2 separate regions of the Homo sapiens genome follow, and region 1 is linked to region 2. A link is a loop called in an ENCODE intact Hi-C map of the cell type or tissue named here. Cell type or tissue: PC-3. All regions are shown on one strand.

Region 1 (2,500 bases), 61 kb after region 2:
TGGGTAACAGAGTGAGACACTGTCTATCTCTTTTATTAGTAAGGAAAAAATACTACCGTGTGGTTGTTCGGAATAGCCTTACCAGCTAAATGCCTGGTTTAGCTGTGGGTTTTTGTTTCTGTGTTTAAGTAAAAAAATAAAAACCTTTACCGATCTACAATTCACCCACTTAAAATATACAATTCAAGAGTTTCTGGTATATCACAGAGCGGTGCAGCCATCACCACAATTTTAGAACATTTCATCCCCTCGAAAGATACTCTACCCATCATCATTCACTTCCCATTTCTTCCCAGATTCCCGAGTCTCCTTTCTGTCTCTATAGATTTGCGTATTCTGGACACCTCATATAAGTGTAATTATAGAACATGTGTCCTGTTGTGTCTGGTTTGTTTCACGCGGCATGTTTTCAAGGGCTCTGTTGCAGCATGTGTCAATAGCTCTTTTTATTGCTGAATAATGTTCCATTCTGTGGATAGACCACACTTTGTTATCTATTTATCAGTTGGTGGATATTTGGGTTTTTATTTTTTGGCTGTTGTGAATACTGTTCCCATGAACATTCGTGTACAAGTTTTTGTGTGGATATGTTTTCCTTTCTTTTGGATGTATTACTTGGGAGTGGGGTTATTGGGTCAAATGTGTTTTGGGAGCCCCCATCTGAATTGGGTTCCAGTATCAGAGTAGCTAGCGACCCTTCCCTAAGGGGAACTGAAAGGCAGCTGGATGTGGGTGATGACCGTGTGCCTTTCACAGGATGCTTCTTTTACCTGGTGGATGGGCTCACGCATAATGGTCTGAGCCCCGACTCGGGAAACTTGTTTATACTGACGGACACCCCTGTGGGTCTTGTCTGACTACCTGGCCATCATTCTGGTGCTGGGAGTCCAACCTTGTTTGCTCCCACACGTCCTGGGGTAATGTGGTTGGTTCTTCGGATGGAGGGTACAGAGTCCGTACACCATCACAACAGGAAGCAAGTTCAAACATATATTTTAGAAGATGCTTTTGAAAAATGGCTACATAATGATTGTACAGATATCTGAGGTACATGTGATATTTTGATATTACATATAATATGTCGTGGTCAAATCCAAGTTCAAAGACTTATTACTTACATATCCTGGGCAGGAGGCAGTCCTCTGTCCTGGGTTACACAAGGCAAGAATGAAGAGTCAGGCAGAGAGAGAGAGCGACAGAGAGAGTGTGCACAACTGGCAGTATACATTATATAAGAGGGAACAGGGCGTGGGGCTCTGTAAGTTCTCGGGCAGGCCTGAGTGTTCTGTTTAAAGGAAGCAGATGGAACATGGGGAGCTCAGTCTGCTGGGTGTAGGAGATGCCTCTAAGTTCTTATCTTGGCCAGCGAGCTGGGCCTTTTGGGTGTGGTCTAGAACTGGAGACCGTGTCAAGGGTGACTAAGCCCTGCTTCTGGTATGAGAAAGTTAAACTTGTATTCAAAATGGATGCCAAGGCAACATAAAATTTGAAGAGTTTACTGTAATATACAAATTTTATGTTTAACCTTTTGAGGAACTGGTTTTTTTTTTTGTTTTTGAGGAACTGTTGAGACTGTTTTCAGTAGTGGCTTATGTTCTCATGGTAGTGAATGAAGGTTTCAATTTCCCCTTGTTTGTTTTTTTAAAATTGTGTTAAGCAGTATCTCATGGTTTTCACATGCATTTCCCTCATGACTAATCATGGCTAATTGTGTTGAGCATGGTTTGTCTACGTTCTTGGCAACATTGATACTATAAAACTTTCTTTCACCAATCTCTTAGCTATAACAGTATTTTATGTTTATTTCCATTTCTATTAATCATAACTTTGAGCATCTATGTATGTTCTTAACCATTAGGATTATTCTGTTGAATTCATATCTCCTAGGAAGTTTTCTATAGTTTAATGTGTTTATTACATGTGATTATCAAATTCCCTTTCAATTTTCTAGTCAGGAAATAATTGTCTGATAATTAGGCTTATGAAGTATTGTGAAACTAAAAAAGGGTGCCCAAAACTATATGTTTTGGCCTGGTAGCCACATTACAAATTAATTCATTACAAATTATTTCTAGTCTGTGAACAGGAGCTCTTGTGAGTCTCACCAGCGCTAGTCACATTCCTCAAGCTTGACCATCCCTTTGAGAACTGATGAAACAGCTTTGAAATTGGCAAAGCTGAAGAATGGACTTCAAAGCAGAGAAGGTGTGAATTGTTTTAAGTGGGAGCTTCATGGGAATAAAATATGAGGCGTGGCCCTGAAGGTTAGTTTGTGGTATGTTACAAAGTTAACTCATTCTGATTTAAGACCACCTTTTCTGAGAGTTAGGGGAAAGTGCTTTTTCTCTCTGCCATAGCTCGTATGGCATGGAACCAGACACTGTGTACACAGACATGCCCCTGGCCCCTTTAAAATACCCCCTGTTCCTCCCACCCTCACTTTCCCGGACAATAGCAATAAGTTTACCAAGAAAGATCTCATCTTCTGTCCCAACAGAAA
Region 2 (2,500 bases):
TGGCTTAAGTGCTCTTGTACTTTTTTTTCTTGTTAGTGTCACATTTCCACGGGTTCTTTTCCGTTCCTTCCTTGGGAGGTGCCTGCCCAGTTACCCTGTTACCATCTGCACCCTGGGGGAAGGTTGGTGTGTCACTGGGTGTGGACAGTCAGGACATCCGAGACGTGGGTTCGGAGAGCACCTTGGGGACTTGCTGAACTGTGGAGTGTGCTCTGGTGACTGACAGCATTGGACTGCACAGGGGAGCCTGCAGAGTATAGTGCCCGGAGTCGTTGGAGGCAGAGTTCAGAGCCTCAGTCCATCCTGTCCTCAAGAGGTCGGCTGCCTGCTTTGGGGCATGTGCTCTAAGAAGGTTGCAGTGACTGAGGACACAGTGAGCAAAGGCACATGGTTGGAAAGCGGTGACACAGCTTCTGGTGGGCTAGATCTAGATCGGTCCTGGAGCTGAAGAGGCAGTGGGGTGCCTGTGGGCCTGGGGGAGGCCTTGCATCTGTAGACAGCCGGAAGTATGGCACATTTTTGAGCAGATGATCTCCTGTTCTTTGGGGCTCCTGCTTTCTCAGGTGTGGGGAGTGCTGGGTGCCCCTTTAGAAGGCATTGCAGCACTTCAGGGAAGAGGAAGCCCAGGGATGCGAGTGGGGAGCCCAGGTGTCAGTAGGACAGCCTAAGTGGATTTTTTTAGCATTCACTCAGCTTCGTGGCTTGAACTCTCAGTGAACATTTTATAGTATCTCATTACTCCTCTTGCTTTATGATCCTTTTTGCTGATCAGTGCTAAAGAGTAATAAGTACTCAGTTACTGTTAGTTACTGTTTTGTTAGTTAGTTGCCTATGTAAGTGTCAAAAAAACAAAAAACCTATTTTGAATACTCCGTGTTCCAAAATGTAACAATGGTAAGAATTTGTTTTGCTTGAAAGTGTTCTTTTTTGAGGGGGAGGATGGTCACAAGGTTTTTTTAAATTAGAAAAACCCAAACTTTTGGAGGAGTCCAGTCTCAGATCTGGGAGTATTCTTGATAGCATGTCACATAAAAGCAAGTGACCTTCAAGTAGGAATTGGTCAGATGAGATTTTCTAGCTTGCTAACTGTGCTGAGCAGTTATGGGCAGGTGGCGGCTGGCATCATTGCTTTCCCACCCTCTTTCTGACTTTGATGCTCTTCTTGGAGCTACGGTCTGATGCGTAGAGCTGAGCTGCCTAATGTGGTGCAGGTTGAGTTTCATTTTCAGTTCAGTATTTTTCCAGGACCCTGGTGCAAGATGCAGGGTGAGCAGTTACTGAAGGGAGGAGCCTGTCGATGGTCACTGCTACTTTCTGCTGTGCTTGTGCGGTTACACACACTCTAAAGCCGCAGTCCAGGCGTCCGATGGTCTCCTGAGAAACGGGCCCCTTAGCTCTTTATTTGGGCGATTACTCCCGATGATTCAGAGCTGCCCTTGTGGAAGCTCCTTACCTGCAGGAAGTGGACCACACCCAAGCCACCTTTCTGTGCCTTTTAATGCCTTAGCTCAGCTGATTATCATTAATGGAATCTTGTGGGTGGTGTGAGTGCAGGAAATAGAAGTTGCACTCTATTATCCATGTCTCATCGCGTAGAATCAGCCACTGTCGTCGGAGTAGTTTGTAGCAGTCATTTCCCATAATTCATGTTTTTGCAGTGGAAATTATAAAAAATATAAGTGCCAAATGCTTTGGGAAAAATAACCTGCCTCCTGAGGGTGACTATGGAGTTTCTTAATCCTAAATGGCTCCCTGGTTTGCAAGGTTTAAATTAGGGGAAATAAACTGAGATATGCCTTTGCTTGGTACAAACTGTGAAACATCCCAAATTGGTGGTTACCAGTCACTTTATGCGCACCCAGGGAACAACATTGTTGACTCTAGAGACCTTCCATTGTGTTTCTTGAGGGTTCTTCGTCAGCAAAAGAAACCTTTTCTGTTCTGCGCTCTGTTGGTATCTGAATACATTGTGGGAACATTTCAAGTTTTAAATTAATGCTTACCAAGTACGTAGCTGGGGTTTATCTTCCTATTATTTTAAGTCTCTTCCTGTTTTTTAAGAGAATTTTAGGCCGTAAGGTTTGAAAGAACTGTTACAGGTCCACATCCTTTGTTTTATTTGTAATTACTTAGGATTTTGTTTAGTTTCTATTTAGAAATGTCTAATGGGTAGTTTTGTAAGGTTGGTTGGGAAAGATAGCAGCTGCTTCCACCTCCCGCCATTTCTTATTCCCCGAGGGCAGCCCCTTTGATCTCTCCTGGTTGATTTTTGTTTTTGTTACTCCTTAGTTTATGAGGAACATTAAAAAATTGACCGGGGGCGGTGGCTCACGCCTGTAATCCCAGCACGTTGGGAGGCTGAGGCAGGTGGATCACTTGAAGTCAGGAGTTCAAGACCAGCCTGGCCAACATGGTGAAACTCTGTCTCTACTAAAAATACAAAAAAAACAGCTGGGCGTGGTGGTGGGCGCATGTATTCCCAGCTACTTGGGAGGCTGAG

The links. Hi-C counts contacts between places; a loop is a spot of excess contacts. Peaks named below come from ENCODE experiments on the same cell type or tissue, not always from the same donor. Only the 100,000 strongest peaks of a DNase experiment are listed, where the experiment ranks them.
Region 1: a loop joins it to region 2, with 7 times the contacts of the local background. A loop is called at or near these places in 62 of 110 quality-filtered maps.

What each region holds. Positions count from the first base shown.
Region 1 is chr13:98,508,543-98,511,042 of GRCh38, reverse strand. The region is part of intron 2 of STK24 (serine/threonine kinase 24); the gene reads left to right. Among named protein-coding and RNA genes, the nearest start is that of STK24, 67 kb to the left of the region's middle. In PC-3, no CTCF peak of the experiment used is centred here; a DNase peak (open chromatin) is centred at 1,382; H3K4me3 peaks cover 486 bases; H3K27ac peaks cover 2,500 bases.
Region 2 is chr13:98,569,991-98,572,490 of GRCh38, reverse strand. The region is part of intron 1 of STK24 (serine/threonine kinase 24); the gene reads left to right. Among named protein-coding and RNA genes, the nearest start is that of STK24, 5.9 kb to the left of the region's middle. RefSeq lists a silencer at 62-356 and enhancers at 1,208-1,257, 885-2,084. In PC-3, no CTCF peak of the experiment used is centred here; a DNase peak (open chromatin) is centred at 1,400; H3K4me3 peaks cover 2,025 bases; H3K27ac peaks cover 2,289 bases.